Regions from separate parts of the Homo sapiens genome. Here region 1 is linked to region 2. A link is an interaction called in ENCODE POLR2A ChIA-PET data of the cell type or tissue named here. Cell type or tissue: MCF 10A. All regions are shown on one strand. Links, peaks and the distances in the headings refer to the core of each region. The heading gives the core; the rest is flanking DNA.

Region 1 (8,328 bases), core at 104-8,103, 60 kb before region 2:
TTTGTTTTTATTTTCCACATATTTACCTTTTACTCACATTTTCCCTTTCATCTCAGGTCTTCTTTCTGGGATCAGAACATCATGTGGCAAAGGTCTTTTAGTCATAAGCTTTCAGTGTCCGTTTGGCTGAAATCTTATTTCATCCTTATTCTTTTTTTTCTTCTTCTTCTTTTTTTTAGCCTAGAATATATATAATAATGGCTTCATCCTTACTCTTAAAAGATAGTTTTGCTGGGTATAAAACATTAGCCTGACCATTATTTTCTCAGTATTTACAAGCGTCATTCCACTGTCTTCAGGCTTTCATTGTTGATATTAAGAAGCTGGGGGCTGGGCGTGGTGGCTCACGCCCGTAACCCCAGCACTTTGGGAGGCTGAGGCAGGTGGATCATGAGGTCAAGAGATTGCGACAATCCTGGCCAACATGGTGAAACCCTGTTTCTACTAAAAATACAAAAATGAGCTAAGTGTGGTGGCGTGTGCCTGTAGTCCCAGCTACTCGGGAGGCTGAGGCATGAGAATCGCTTGAACCCGGGAGGTAGAGGTTGCAGTGAGCTGAGATGGCGCTACTGCATTCCAGCCTGGCAACAGAGGGAGACTCCATCTCAAAAGAAAAAAAAAAAGAAAAAGAAGTTGGTAGCCCAAGTATTGTTCCCTTAGATAAATTCTTCTCTGTGGTTGTTTTGAGTGTGCATTTTTTTTTTTTTTTTTTTTTTTTTGTAGTCTTGCTCTGTCTCCCAGGCTGGAGTGCAGTGGCACAATCTTGGCTCACTGCAAGCTCCGCCCCCCGGGTTCACACCATTCCCCTGGACTACAGGCAACCGCCACCACACCTGGCTGATTTTTTGTATTTTTAGTAGAGACGGGGTTTCACCGTGTTAGCCAGGATAGTCTCGATCCCCTGACCTTGTGATCCACCCGCCTCGGCCTCCCAAAGTGCTGGGATTACAGGCGTGAGCCTCCATGCCTGGCCAACTTTTTCATTTTTAATCTTTTTTTATTCCGGGTGTTTTCAGGGTAATTTTTTTTTCCATGAACAGAGCAATGAAGGGGTAATTTCTTGTTTTCTAGGTCACTAATTCTCTCTTTAGTTATCTCTAATCCCTGTTTAGCCCTTCACTGAGGTATTTTTAATATCAATATTAACTCATAGATTTAATATATCTAATGTGTTTTACTCCATTGCAGTTGTTATTTTTGATGCTCATCCATTGAGCTTGTAATGTGAATGATTATTTTTTTTTATTTCTGGGTTTCTATTTTATTATTTTTCAAATATGCTCGGTCTTTTAAAAAACAATCTCTTACTCCTTGTGTTTTTTAATTCCTCACTTTATTTCTTTAATCATATTAAACACGTTTATTTTGTATTCTGTATCCAATAAATCTAATATCTAAAGTATTTGCAATTATAGTTGTATTGTTTGATGCTTCTGCTGACTTCCACTCATGAGGGTGTGTTCCTTAGGTGTTCTGTGATTTTTGCTTTTTGTTTGTTTATTTATTTAGTTATTCATTTGAGATGGAGTTTCATTCTTGTTGCCCAGGCTGGAGTGCAGTGGCACAATCTCGGCTTGCTGCAACCTCCACCTCCCCCGGGTTCAAGTGATTCTCCTGGCTCAGTCTCCTGAGGAGCTGGGATTACAGGTGTGTCCACCACCATGCCTGGCTAAGTTTTGTATTTGTAGTAGAGATGGGGTTTCACCATGTTGGCCAGGCTGGTCTCGGACTTCTGACCTCAAGTGATCTGCCCACCTTGGCCTCCCAAAGTACTGGTATTACAGGTGTGACCACTGTGCCTGGCCAGGTGTTGTGTGATTTTTGATTGCAAGCTTATGCTTATTAGGATTCTATCTGTGAGAATTCTTTGAGGTATAGGATGAGAGTCCCTTCTCAGGGAGGATGTGTGTTTCCTTCTGCTAGGTACCTGAAGGGCCTACAGATGGATTCATTTCTCTATAATTCTTAGCTTGCAGTTTTGACAACCAGAACCTAAACCCACATAAGAGCCTGCCAATGACCACAGATTCTCAGAGGAACCTTTTTTTTAAAACTCCACCCACAGCTAACACTAAGATTACTTCCTTCCTGAATACATATCACCAGACGCTCTCCTTTGTCCCATTGTCGCTATATTGCCAAATGCCTTCTCTCGATTTTTGGTCAAAGTCCTAATCATTTCAGGTCCAATTAAAAACTCAGTATCTCTTGAGCCTTCCCCACACCATATGTTGCAAAATTATCTGGTCTTTCCACATTCACAGCGTTCACAGGCCACTGTTGCATTACCTATTAGTCTGTGAGTGTACACGTTCGGACCCCACACTGGATTCTGAGCTTTTTGAAAGCCCAGAGCTGTATCATTTATTTCTGGAGCCCCAGTTCCTGGCTCACTGTTGTGCAGAGTAGTTGTTTCATAGATATTTATTGATCAAATAGAATTTATGGCAAAACCAGTACTTCTCTTCTTTTTGAATAGTAATAAAAAAAAAAAAAATCACAAGCCCAAGCACCCCCGGTCTTGGACAAAGCCAGTTTACCTCTTTGGATCTCAGTATCCTTAGCTGTAAAATGAAAGGATGCTCTGAGGTCTCTACTTGTTCTAAGACACTGACATCCGATGCAGCTGTGTGGCTGTCAGTCACAGTACCATGGATCAACTCTTGACTCACAAATTGAATGAAGGGATGGGAGGGCTGTGGTAAGAAAGAGTGTAATTCTGAGGTAACTGGGCATGAGTTGGAAGAGAGGAAGGAGAAGGGACTTCAAGATGGGTTAATATAAAATAAAGATGGCAGAACCAGGCATGATGGTGTGTTCCTGTAATCCCAGCTACACTAGAGGCTGAGGTGGGAGGATCAGTTGTACCCGGGAGTTTGAATCCAGTCTGGGAAACATAGTGAGACCCTATCTCTTAAAAAAAAAAAAAAAAAAAGATGGCATTTAAAAAATTATGACCTGGTTTAACTAGATGGCCATCTAAAAAACGAACACATTAAAACAAAATAAATTTCAGTTGGGTTAAAGATGGTAAATATTTTTAAAAATGAACTTGGAGAAAGTACTTTCTAAGAATGACTTAAAACCCAGAAGTCATAAGAGAAAAAATTAATATATTTGACCCTATGCAAGTAAAGAATTTCTTCTTGGCAGAATCCATCATAAAATCAAAGGAGTCTCCCAGTTCTCAAAATTGGGAAAGCATTTTTGCAACATATATCATGGAGCTCATTTCCATTTCCTTAATATCTAAAGAGTTCCTACAAGTCATTAAGAAAAAGACCATCAACTGAATTTTTTTTTTTTTTTTTTTGAGATGGAGTTTTGCTCTTGTTGCCCAGGCTGAAGTACAATGGCGCGATCTTGCCTCACCGCAGCCTCTGTCTTCCAGGTTCAAGCGATTCTCCTGCCTCAGCCTCCTGAGTAGCTGGGATTACAGGCATGCACCACTACCCCAGCTAATTTTGTACTTTTAGTAGAGATGGGGTTTCTCCATGTTGGTCAAGCTGGTCTTGAACTCTTGACCTCAGGTGATCCACCCGCCTCAGCCTCCCAAAGTGCTGGGATTACAGGCATGAGCCACTGCGCCTGGCCCATCAACCAAATTTTTAAAGCAGGCTAAAAACACAGACAGTTCACAGAAAAGGTTCTGAACCATATGAGAATGTGAGAGCCCACTAGCAATAAGAGAAACACAAGTTTTCTGTGGAGATGTGTTGGTGGGGAACAGATACTCTCATAGTTGTTGATAGAGGTGTAAATCAGTACAACTTTTATGGAGGAAATTCTGGCAATAGTTATTAAAATTAAAAGTGCACGGGCAATTTCTCTTTTGGAAATTTCTCTTAACAGATAAATTGTACATGTGTGAAATGATGCATTTTTCAAGATAGTTAATTGCATCATTGCTTGTAAAAGGAAAAGAGAAAGGAAACAGCCAGAATGTCCGTCACTAGAGAACTGGTAAATAAATTATCCAGCCACCATACAATGCAATTCTTTTTTTTTTTTTTTTTGAGACGGGGTCTTGCTCTTGTCATCCAGGCTGGAGTGCAATGGCGCAGTCACAGCCCGCTGCAGCCTCGACCTCCCAGGCTTAAGCGATCCTCCCACCTCAGCTTCCCAAGTATCTGGGAACACAGGCGCATGCCCGTAAATACTGAGAAAACCCACCCAGCTAATTTTTAAATTTTTTGTAGAGACAAGGTCTCACTATATTGCCCAGGCTGGTCTCGAACTCCTGGACTCAAGCAATCCCCCCTTCAGCCTCCCAAAGTGTTGGGATTACAGGCGTGAGTCACCGCGCCCAATGCCATACGATGCAATTCTGTGCAGTTGTAATAAAGAATGGACACGCCCTATGTACCAATGTACACTATGTACCAACTAAGACATTTTAAGTGAGAGAGAGGGATAGAATGCCTGCTTATGCAGTAGCTCCGCAAGGATATCTAGGAGGCTGGTAACAGTGGTTTCCCACAGTCGGGGCTGACTTTTCATGGTGTATCTTTTTCTGTATTTTGAATCTTGTACCTTGTGCACATACTACCTAATAATTTTTTTTAAAGAAGGAAAAAAGGATGGGTAGAAAGAAAGGAGGGTAGGCGGAGGTGGGGAAGAAGTCTTTCACCTTTGCTCTGCATTTTCACATAGACGATTTCAGTTAATACTCTCCAGAAACTGGTGCAAGGTTATCATTTTTAGACCGAGAAACTGAAGCTCAGAAGTCTGAAATGACTTGCCCAAGTTCATGGAGAGAGTTAGCCTTGGAACCTGGCATTGAATTCAGTCCTGACTCCAGAGCCATTGGACTCATCTCTGTCAGTTTTCTTTTCTTGCTTTCTTATATTTATTTTATTTTTTTGAGACAGGTCTCACTCTGTCACCCACGCTAGAATGCAGTGGTACGATCATAGCTCACTGCAGCCTCAAACTCCTGGGCTCAAGTGATCCTCCTGCCTCGGCCTCCCAAGTAGCTGGGACTACAGGCATGTACCATCATGCCTGGCTCATTTTTAAATTTTTTGTAGAGGTGGGGTCTGTGCTGGTCTCAAGCTAACGGCCTCAGTGATTCTTCCACCTTGGCTTCCCAAGGATTATAGGCGTGGGCCACTGTGCCTGGCCTCTTGTTTTTTTTAACCAACATTTCATTGGTCAAGGACAAATGGCCATACACCATAGCCTAGACCCATCTCTGCAAAGGGAGTGACTGTAAAGAAACTTCCACTCCTGCCTCTGCAGCTGGCTTGTGCCTACGGGGCAAAAGCTCAGGCAGTAGGTGGTAAAGGCAAGCCCAGAGCCCAGCCAGCCACATCAGACACTTCGAGGAGGATTACGGATTGGCTCTGCAGTCCTGCCTTTGAAGTTCCCAGCTTTTATCAGAATGTCTGAACCTTAGCGTTATTTCAAGGGAGCTTTTCTTTCTGTCTGTAAACTGGCCTCAGGTAGGTGCCAGCTGCTGCCAGGTGCTGAGGGAGCATTTCCTGGCTCCCTAAGCTGGTGCATTCACTTTGTTTTATGGCAGGGAACTTTTTAGGGGTAAAGGCACTTGGTACTTGGAAGATTCTGGGAGAATAACTTTTTAAAAATATTTTTCTATTCAGAAGTGCCATTGGATAGCATGTCTTTAATTAAAGGGAGGGAGAGGTGCATTTTTATTATTTGTTTCCCAGAACCACCTGTGCTGTTTTTCAAAGTAGGGTATTGACTGCTTCCTCCTTGCTGATGAGAAATGCTGTATGGAGAACAAAGCTGAAAGTGTTGGCCATATATAATACAAGGCTGTAATTTACAGGCTATAGCTTCACCAGGGGAAGAATTTGATGTCTTTAAGAGATACAAAATCATCCAGCTCCGGCTGTCCTTGTGTGTGGTGCCATATTTATTTTCTAACTTGGAGTCATCATTCTTTAAGAAAGAAGCAGGGTCCTTTTGGGCTGAGGAATGCTCTCGGGGGTAGGAAGTTTTCGGGATCTGTGGGCCTGAGCTGGCATGTCCAACATCCTGTCACTATACTGCTTGGCATCTTGCAAGGGATGCATCCTAATGACCCATCCTGTCCACTTTTGTTTGGTTACTTGGTGAAGGTGGGAGTGTCTTGAACAGCATGGTGCTGTTCCCCTGGAAAGTTTATACTCATCAGTGCCCAGTTGTTTGCAGAATTCGAGAATGGATGGGAAGCACCCAGGAAACGGTTCCCAAATGGATGCATTTTGATATCTGAAATAGACTTTAAAGCTTTTGGCTTTTGATCATAAAGGGACCGGCAACATTGAGACACCTCCCCACTGCTCCTCAGGTTTTCCTGGTGCTTGAATAATTAAGGCCATGCCCTATGGAATCTCCTTCCTTGGGCTCCAGGGCATCTCTCTTAGCAAAGGCTAGCTTCTCACTCACAGTGTGCTGTGAGCGCTCTGGACGTCCTACCCAGCATTCTGCTCCATCATCTTCTTGTGTTCTGTCTCCCCCAGAAAAACTTCTGTGTAACATCAGCTGTGTTCTTTTGCTTCAATTACAGAGCTTGTTAGAATTTCTCTTCCAAATCCCTGTTTTGGGGCTTTTCTTTTCTTTTTTCTTTTTTTTTTTTTTTTGAAATGGAGTCTTGCTCTGTCACCCAGACTGGAGGACAGTGGCGTGATCTCGACTCACTGCAACCTCCGCCTCCCGGATTCAAGCAGTTCACCTGCCTCAGCTTCCTGAATAGCTGGGATCACAGGCGTGTGCCACCACACCCAGCTACTTTTTGTATTTTTAGTAGAGCCGGGGTTTCACCATGTTGGCAGGCTGGTCTTGAACTCCTGACTTCAGGTGATCCGCCTACCGTGGCCTCCCAAAGTGCTGAGATTACAGGCGTGAGCCACCGCGCCCAGCTGGGGTTTTCCTACCGTGGTTGTAAAAATTCATTTCTTGTCGCCACCTAGATTAACAAATCTCAGATTAAGAACTGGCCTTTTTTCGCCTCCTCTTTGAATTCACTGTCTAAAGAAACGGCCATTGCCCTTTCCGTAAACCAGGACAGAGGTCATGTCTGCTTTGCCTTTTTGCACCTTGGCCCCTGCCTGCCCCTCACCTCCCCACTCAGCTACAGTGACTGGAAGGGCCCACACAGGAAAGCTGGGCCCTGGGTCTTCATGGACGTTGCTGGAGGATGTGTCTCCCTGCTGGTGGCTCTCAGTCTTCCTGTGCTCAGTAGGGCCTTCTGGAGGATTCTAATTTCCCTGTCCTGGAAACCACCTTGAAAATATTCTTAAATATTCTTAGGTGGATTTAAGATGTCTCTGTCTAGTGGTTTTTTGTTTGTTTGTTTGTTTTTTAATCCATCTTAGATTTGAATGCCCAAGGAATGAACAGTCTCTTGGATCTTGTATCTCTTCCTTTTGTTTTTTAGAAAATAGCTTTTATTGATTTTTTTTTCTTGCTACAAAGAGGTTGATGATTATTGCAGAAAATTTAGGGACTATAAGTAGGCAAAAAAGATAAAAACCACCTATAATTATTAATATTTTAGTATATTGTATAGCCCCCCCAGAATATTTTTCAATTTCAAAAGATGAGATCATACTGTTTGTACCATCTTATTACTTTTTCTTTCTTTTTTTTTTTTTTTTTTTTTTGCTTTTACTTTACAACATGTGATTAAAATTTCCATCAGGTTAAGCAGCCTCCGTCAAGTCACTTTAAAGGGTTGTATAGTTCTTTTGAACAGATGGACTATCATTTATTTAACCAATCTCCTACATTTAGCTTGTTTCCTCTGTTTCTGTCTTGTAAAGAATGCTGTGGTAAACATCCTTGGGTATATTTGCCCACAGACTTGGTTATTTCCTTGGGATACATCTCCAGAAGAGAATCACTGGGCCAAGGACACATTCTAAAGGCTGTTCGTCTAGATGGGTAAATTGCCCCCAGACACATTGTATCATATTTGGATTCTGTTTAGCCAAATACTAACTCCCATTCTTTTAAACATGGTTGTGAGTCTTTCAGACCTCTGTTTCCTAATGTTTCTCACGGGTCATACAGGTTGGCTGAGAGTAAATGGCAAGGAAGGGCCTGAGAGACTCCGGGCACAGCTGACCTAGGAAAGGGAGTCTGTCATCCTGGCCCGTCGCTTTACAATGGGAGTGCGAGGGCTGGGCCCAGAGACCCTGTCTTGCCTCCCATGACCCCAGGAAGCTGCAGGCCTGTGGCTCCCCAGGGTAACCTTCTCTGGTGCCAGCCGTTAGGGTGCCCGGGACAGAGAGCTGGCTTTGAGGATTCCAGAGTCTGTCAGAGAACTTAGGCTGGTCTTTCTTCCAAGAGAATGCTCCTAAACAAACATCCTGCCCT
Region 2 (8,268 bases), core at 269-8,268:
TACTCTGTCACCCAAGCTGGAGTGCAGTGGTGTGATCTCAGCTCACTGCAACCTCCGCCTCCTGGGTTTAAGCAATTCTACTGCCTCAGCCTCCTGAGTAGCTGGGATTACAGGCGCATACCACGCTCAGCTAATTATTGTATTTTTAGTAGAGATAGGGTTTCACCATGTTGGCCAGCCTGGTCTCGAACTCCTGACCTTGTGATCTGCCCACCTTAGCCTCCCAAAGTGCTGGGATTACAGGCATGAGCCACCGTGCCCGGCCTTTTTCAAATTTTAGAGATAGGGTCTTGCTATGTTGTCCACACTAGTCTTGAGTTCCTGGCCTCAGGTGATCCTCTTGCCTCAGCCTCCCAAAATGCTGGGATTACAGGTGTGAGCCACCGTGCCCAGCCCAGCTCCCAGCTTTTATCCTAATTTTCCTCCATGGATAATAAATTGGACCCCTTTGCACACAACACCCTGTCCTGCTCTGGGAGTGACCTCCAAACCGTAGAAAAGAAAGTTCACAGTCCAAACCAGTGGGTTTTCTCCTGGAATCCATGTCTCCTGGGGGTGAATAGCCCAAAGTCCATCAATGATAAGAATCATCTGGGGGCCCTGTTGAGAATAAAAATTCCTGGGCCCATCCCAGGCCCCATGAATTAGACCCTCCAGGGAGCGGCCTGCAAGGCTGTATGTTGGATGAGAACTACAGGTGGCTGTTATCACCAGGGAAATTAGGAAAACACTTTCAAGAGATGAGTGGATAGGCTCTGGGAGTTTGAGACCCTTCGAAATTCTACATAGACCTAAGTGCCATTTTTGGGGGGGTGTCCATAGCTTCAATCATATTATCAAAAGGGTCTGAACCAAAAAGGCCACCAAGAGACAGCATGGAGGATAAAAACACATACACGTGTCCTTGATCTGATGAAATAGTCCACAGACAGCGGGCAGACCCTGTGTCTTCTTGGCGACAGACCCCTGCCGCCTAGTGTGGTACTGGCTTGGAGCAGGTGCCCGGTAAATGGTTGTTGAATGAATGAATGAATGAGCACACATTTGCCTTAGTGCACTAGTACAGACCTTATGTACACATCCACCCTGGGGGCAGGAGACAGCAGGTATCTGGATCGTTACAGTAAAGCACAGCCTATTTCTATTACTGAAAGGCTTCCTGGAGTAAGTGGCTCTGCCCCCACATTCTTCGGTGGTTTTAAACAAGTGTTACCTATTTTGGAATACCCTCAAAAAGAGACATTTCCCAGAAAGTGTGCCTTTGTGATGCTATGGCCCTGCCCCTACCCGGCTCCCCACAAAGGGTCACTGCCAGAGGCTGTGCCCATTGTGTGGCCCTGACCATCACCCCCCACCCCACAGGGCGTGAAGGAGTTCAAGTGCGAGGTGTGTGGCCGGGAGTTCACCCTACAGGCGAACATGAAGCGGCACATGCTGATCCACACCAGCGTCCGGCCCTACCAGTGCCACATCTGCTTCAAGACCTTTGTACAGAAGCAGACTCTCAAGACCCACATGATTGTACACTCGCCCGTGAAGCCATTCAAATGCAAGGTACCCGGTCATCAGGCCCCGGGGCTGGGACCTCCCCGAGGGTGGTCTGGAATCAGCATGCCTGCAGCAGCTGTGGCCCACCAAGCGCCAGCCTGGCCAGTGCGGGCAAGAGGAGCCCCGGCTGGGTGAAACTTAGCCTGGGCTTTGGGGGTTGGGAGGGCAGGCGGGGATTCACATCCTGAAAGCTGCTGAAGTTGGGTTTTTCTGAGAGCTGGGGAGGGAGTGAAGGTCATGGTGCAGCCACAGAGAAAGGACCCCAGCCTGAGGGCTTAGTGCAGCTAGAGATCCAAGCCCTGGGTTTCTGATAAGTGCAGCTCAGAGAAAGTGGGGCAGACTCACAGGAGCAGTGACCCCCAATGGATGGCTTGTGTCCCTGTCTCTCGGGTGTCTGGGGTCACATGGAAAAGCATAAAGAGAGAACTGTCCATAAAGAACAGGATTCTGGGCCAGGCATGGTGGTGCATGCCTGTAATCCCAGCATTTTGGGAGGCTGAGGTGGGTGGATCATTTGAGGTAAGGAGTTCGAGACCAGCCTAGCCAATGTGGTGAAACCCCTTCTCTACTAAACATACAAAAAATTAGCTGGGCGTGGTGGCACGTGCCTGTAGTCCCAGCTACTCGGGAGACTAAGGCAGGAGAATCTCTTGAACCCAGGAGGCAGAAGTTGCAGTGAGCCGAGATCATGCCACTGCACTCCAGCCTGGACAACAGAGTGAGAGTCTGTCTCAAAAAAAAAACAAAAAAAAAAAACAAAAGAATAGGATTCTGGCCCAGCCATAGAGGTGGGAGTGGGCTGGGGTCCGGGGAAAGCAGGTTCCCCACAGGCTCAGGACACCGGGTTGATGTGTTCTAGGTGTGCGGGAAGTCCTTCAACCGCATGTACAACCTGCTGGGCCACATGCACCTGCACGCCGGCAGCAAGCCCTTCAAGTGCCCCTACTGCTCCAGCAAGTTTAATCTCAAGGGCAACCTGAGCCGGCACATGAAGGTCAAGCATGGCGTCATGGACATCGGCCTGGACAGCCAAGGTGGGTGGGCCAAGCGCAATGGACAGAGCAGGAATGATACCAACATGACGCACTCAGGAGCCTCCTGCCCAGTTAGAGGAGTGGGGAGGCTGGCCAAGGCTGAGACTTCGTTGGGGTGGGCTCAGGTCTGGAAGGGGGGTACCCTGGAAGGCCATGATGACAATAACGATGGGATATTTATGTCTTCTTCAAAGGACTTAAATGAGATCACGTAAACAATATAATAAAAATCATAACTAACATTTATTGAGTGCTAACTGTGTGCCAGGCCTTTATTAACTCATGTGATCCTCAAAGCGAGGTTGGCTCTGTCATTGTCATCGTTTTACAGATGCAGAAACTGAAGAACAGAGAACTTAGATAGCTCATGCAAGATGACAACACAGCAGGAGGTGACAGACACTTTATTTCGTTACCGTGAGATAATATTTCAAATAAGTGTATGGGAAAGAAAGTTAGAAAGGGGAAAAAATGGCAGCCGGAAAGATAAGGGAGAGCCAGGTGAGGTCCCAACTCCAAGTACACCATGGGAGGTCCTAAGCAAGGGACATGCAGAGGGGAGATCTGAGCTTCCCAGCAACCAAGGCAAAAAAGTGTCAATCAGTCACACTCTTCACAAGTGCCTGCCAGAGACTATAACCCACATACTCATGAAAGGGCCAGACAGCCCTGACGTTAAGATCTGGGAGAAATTTTAGGAGAGGATCCTATGCCTCAGCAGTTCGTAGAAGTTTCAGAGGCTGTCAGAAAACATCCCAAGTGTTAGCGGTAGCCTTTCCCTCCAGCAGTGGTCAGTACTTAAAGCATTTCTGTTGGGTGACAGCAAAGCTGTTAGCCTCTCTGGCCTCATGGTGGGGAGGGACTGCTGTGGAGACTCCACAGGAAGGAGGGAGCCAACAGCGCTACAGGGAGGCTCCTTCTACAGTTGGGAGCTATTTCTGGTGCTCTGGCTGGGCATGATGGCTCACACCTATAATCCTGGCACTTTGGGAGGCCGAGGCAGGAGGATCCCTTAAGGCCAGGAGTTTGATACCAAACCAGGCAACATAGTGAGACCTGGTCTCTACAAAAATATTTTTAAATTAGCTGGGTGTGGTGGCGTGTGCCTATAATCTCAGCTACTTGGGAGTCTAAGGCAGGAAGATCACTTGAGCCCAGGAGTTCAAGGCTGTAGTGAACTGTGATCGGACCACGGCACTCCAGCCTGCGTGGCAAAGCAAGACCCTATCGCCAAATTATAATAAAGAAATTCTGGTGTGCCTCTGAGTCACACCAGCTGGGAACATGCTTTGGCAGTAACCAGGTGAGCTGACTTGCCACGTGGGATTATTTACTGGAATGCAGGCAGGCACGCGGGAACAGCTGCAGTAGCTTAACTCTGGTTTTGGAACAGCTGACCAGTGAATGGCCTGGGTTTTCTGGCAGAAACAGGTATCTCAGTTGTTTTGTTTTGTTTTTCAGTTGTCTATTAAGGTTGCTTCCAGTAGACGAGAATGAAACCCCGTCGGCTGCTCTTGGTAGCTCCTTGCTACTCAAAATGTGGTAGGAGGATGAGCAGCCTCGGCCCCACCTGGGATCTTGCTGGCCTCTCAGCTCCACCCACACCTGCTGAGTCAGACTCTACACTTCAAAAAGATCTCTGGGCCATTTGTTGCAGTCAAGTTTGAGACCCACTGGACCAGACTAGTGCCTCAGAGTCTCCTGGAGGGCTTGTTGAAACAAAGTGCTGGCCCCACCCCCAGAGTTTCTGATTCAGTAGATCTGGGGTGGGGTCTGAGACGCTGCCTTTCCCACAAGTTCCCAGTTCTTAGCAAAGCAGCCGCTGGTTCAGGGACCTCATGTTGAGAACCTTTGATCCAGACTGCAGAGGGCTGGCTGGCAAATCAGCTGCATGTTGGGAGTCACCTGAGGAATGTTTTAAATGCTGATGCCTGAGTTTGGACCTGAGGTTCAAATGTAAGTGATCTGGAATGTGGCCTGGGATCAGGATTTTTGTAAAGCACTTTGGGTGAGTCCATGTGCAGTAGATTTTGAGAGCTGTATTCTAGTGGATCTGCCCTGTTGCTAACCCACCAGAAGGAACCAGAGCAGAACGTGCCCTTTTGGAAATAACTGGGACCATGAAGAGACTGTCAGTGTTACAGCTCTTTTAGAATTTGTTAGGCTGGGCGTACTGGCTCACGCCTATAATCCCAACACTTTGGGAGGCAAATCCCAAGGTGGGCAGATCACCTGAGGTTGGGAGTTCGAGACCAGCCTGGCTAACATGATGAAACCCCGTCTCTACTAAAAATACAAAAATTAGCTGGGCGTGTTGGCACATGCGTGTAATCCCAGCTACTCGGGAGGCTGAGGCAGGAGAATCACTTGAACCTGGGAGGCAGAGGTTGCAGTGAGCCGAGATTGTGTCACTGCACTCCAGCCTGGGTGACAGAGTGAGACTTTGACTCAAAAAAAAAAAAAAAAAAGCATTCATTTAGCAGGTTTTCCAGTTTTTACCAGAAATCGCCCCACCCCCATCCCACCACCCAAACAAGATTTTTTAAAAAGACTGTCCCTGTACACCTTGTTCCTCGGGGTGGTTAAGGCACAACCTCTTTCTATATGAGCTCAGTCACCAGGGATGCTTAGAATTCCTCTATTCCTGGCCGTACCAGATGACAGAAGGAAGCGATTGGCCCTGGAATGACTGGGCTCCAGGTCCCCACCTCCCTCATACAGCCTTGGTCTGGGAAGCCCAGGCTTGATGCGTATGCAGAAGGAAGGCAGCATACATTCTAGACAGAACGATCTAGTAACTATGGGGCTGTCATTTGGGGAGGTGGATCAATGTCCTTATAAAAAATGCTACAGACTATTCTCTGGGGCCCACAGGACGGGACCATAGACTTAATAAACAAAATGGGGACGGTGTACAGAGATCCACAAGTAGAAATTTTCTCAAGGTGCTTTTTTTTTTTTTTTTTTTTTTGAGACGGAGTCTTGCTCTTTCACCCAGGCTGGAGTGCAGTGGCGCGATCTCGGCTCACTGCAAGCTCCACCTCCTGGGTTCACGCCATTCTCCTGCCTCAGCCTCCCAAGTAGCTGGGACTACAGGCGCCTGCCACCACGCCCGGCTAATTTTTTTGTATTTTTAGTAGAGACGGGGTTTCACGGTGTTAGCCAGGATGGTCTTGATCTCCTGACCTCATGATCTGCCTGCCTTGGCCTCCCAAAGTGCTGGGATTACAGGCATGAGCCACTGCGCCTGGCCCCCAAGGTGCTTTATTTAGCTTGTTTTTGAAACCAGCTGTGTAACATGAGGGTGTGGCACTAGGACTGAGGGAAGAAACAGCCCAAATCTATAAGATATGGGTCAAGTGACCTTGTTTTATAAAGTCCGGAAGACTCACAGTGGGTTAGATGCTACAGGCACAAGTAACAGATACCCATTCAGACTGGCCTAAACAATAAGGAAATCCATTAAGAAATGGCTCAAGACCAGGTGTGGTAGCGCACACCTATCGTCCCAGCTACTCGGGAGGTTGAGTTGGGAGGATCACTTTGAGTTTGAGGCTGCAGTGAGCCATGATTGCACCACTGCACCCCAGCCTTGGCAATAGAGCAAGACCTTGTCAAAAAAAGAAAAGAAATGGGGCCAGGCGCAGTGGCTCACGCCTGTAATCCCAGCACTTTGAGAGGCCGAGGCAGGCGGATCACCTGAGATTGGGAGTTCAAGACCAGCCTGACCAACATGGAGAAACCCCGTCTCTACTAAAAATACAAAAAAAATTAGCCGGGTATGGTGGCGCATGCCTGTAATCTCAGCTACTTGGGAGGCTGAGGCAGGAGAATCGCTTGACCCCAGGAGGTGGAGGTTGTGATGAGCCAAGATTGCACCATTGCACTCCAGCCTGGGCAACAAGAGCGAAACTCGGTCTCAAAAAAAAAAAAAAAAAGAAGAGAAAAGAAATGGTTCAAAGTCTAGGCCCTCTTCAGAGCTGGCTGATTCAGCTTGCCAACAGTGACATCAGGGTGAGGCTTCCTCTGTCCACAGCATTAGCTGCGAATATCCTCATGGTCACAAGATGGCTGCCAGTGGCCGTCAGGGTGTGTGCTTCCTTGTTCACATCCAGTGGAAGAGTGACAGCCTGCTCCCCTTAGCTCTCTGACACCAATGAGAAGGTGCTAAGAACTTACTAGCAGGCCTTTCCTCATGACCCATTCAACAGGATTGGGTCACGTGCCTATTCCTGAACCACTAATTGGGAAGGGATGGGATTACTCTTAGACCAGTGGTTCTCAACTGAGCATGAGTTTGTCTTCCAGGTGACAGTTGGCCATGTTTGGAGACATTTATGGTTGTCACAACTGGGGTGATGCTACTGGCATCTCATGGGTAGAGGCCAGGGATGCTGTCAAACATCCTACAATGCACAGGACAGCCTCACAACAAAGAATTATGGCCCTAAGTGCCAAGGTTGAGAAAGTCTGCCTTAGACCTGTCAGGGCTGCCCCCAGCCTGGGGTCTGTTTCCCCCAAAACACGCACATCTCAGCGGACAGGGCCAGAATGCACTTTGGGGGCCAGCCACAGCCCCTGCCAGCCTCCCAGTTCCCCCAGATCCTACCCTGGGCTTCCCCTGTAAGAGCTTTATAATGAGATTTCAATTTTATAAAATTATAAGGGGCCTCTTAGGAGTTTTTGCCTGACATATCTTTATGAACCTACCCTGAGTGTTTGTCCCTGGAGAGCCAGGCCCAAGGATACCAATGGCTAGAACCAACAGAAAAGCACAGCTGCCGGCAGGAGGCCTCACCCTCCCGCAGTGTGAGGCAGAGCAGCACAGTGGCTCAGAACAACAGCATGTGCTGGGTGACCTTTGGCAAGTTGATTCACCTCTCTAAACCTCAGCCTTCTGAGCTGCTAAATGGGGCTGTTGTGATTGCTGGATGAGGCGAGGCCTGCGAAGTGGCTGGCATGCAGCAGGTGCTAATGAGTGCTGCAAAGGTGATGTCACGCAGGCAGCTTCCCGTGGCCAGAGAAACATTGCAGAGAAGGGATAAGTAGGGCTTAGTGACTTTGACGGGTCAATGGAAGAATGACCCAAAGAAGGCTTCAAGGCCAGGCCTGCAGTTCTCCACCACAAAGGCCCTCACTGATAGCACCCACTCCCCCACACTCAGCTTTGGGGCCTAGGTCTGGTCACCCAGCTAGAAGCCACAGGACCCTGAGGCGTCCGAGGGTGGGAAGGCTGAGAGGCAGCTGAGACTCCTGGAGGCCGTGACTGGGAAGCCCTCTCTTTAGAAAGGCCATCAGCTTCCTGCGTGGGGGTGACTGGCTCCTCCCGAGAGATGGCAGCCAGGTCTGACTGTGCCCCTCTCTTACAGACCCCATGATGGAGCTGACAGGCACTGACCCTTCAGAGCTCGACGGCCAGCAGGAGATGGAGGACTTCGAGGAGAACGCCTACAGCTATGCGAGCGTGGACAGCAGCGCCGAGGCCAGTGTCCTCACTGAACAGGCCATGAAAGAGATGGCCTACTACAATGTGCTATAGCGCAAGCTGGGCCACCCCTAACGGGGGCCGGGGGCGAGGGCATGGGGGTGAGACCCATGGGCTGCAGGCTGCACCTCCTGCAGCCGAGAAACAAGCTACTGCCCCACTGTTCTGAGCCCTCCCTCCCCGAGTCATTTGCACCACTAG

What was found. Peaks named below come from ENCODE experiments on the same cell type or tissue, not always from the same donor. Only the 100,000 strongest peaks of a DNase experiment are listed, where the experiment ranks them.
Region 1: POLR2A ChIA-PET joins it to region 2 with 15 read pairs; 14 of 35 experiments call an interaction of 5 or more read pairs at or near these places.

Annotation. Positions count from the first base shown.
Region 1 is chr15:90,011,597-90,019,924 of GRCh38, forward strand. All of the region lies in intron 1 of ZNF710 (zinc finger protein 710), which reads left to right. Among named protein-coding and RNA genes, the nearest start is that of MIR3174, 9.0 kb to the left of the region's middle. In MCF 10A, for the core only: no CTCF peak of the experiment used is centred there; a DNase peak (open chromatin) is centred at 4,325.
Region 2 is chr15:90,071,709-90,079,976 of GRCh38, forward strand. It overlaps ZNF710 (zinc finger protein 710), which reads left to right. Exons shown (of 5, transcript NM_198526.4): 3 at 1,363-1,554; 4 at 2,408-2,582; 5 at 7,952-8,268. The coding sequence ends at 8,121. It overlaps ZNF710-AS1 (ZNF710 antisense RNA 1), which reads right to left. Exons shown (of 2, transcript NR_146321.1): 2 at 2,804-3,205. Among named protein-coding and RNA genes, the nearest start is that of ZNF710-AS1, 6.4 kb to the right of the region's middle. In MCF 10A, for the core only: no CTCF peak of the experiment used is centred there; DNase peaks (open chromatin) are centred at 3,903 and 4,193.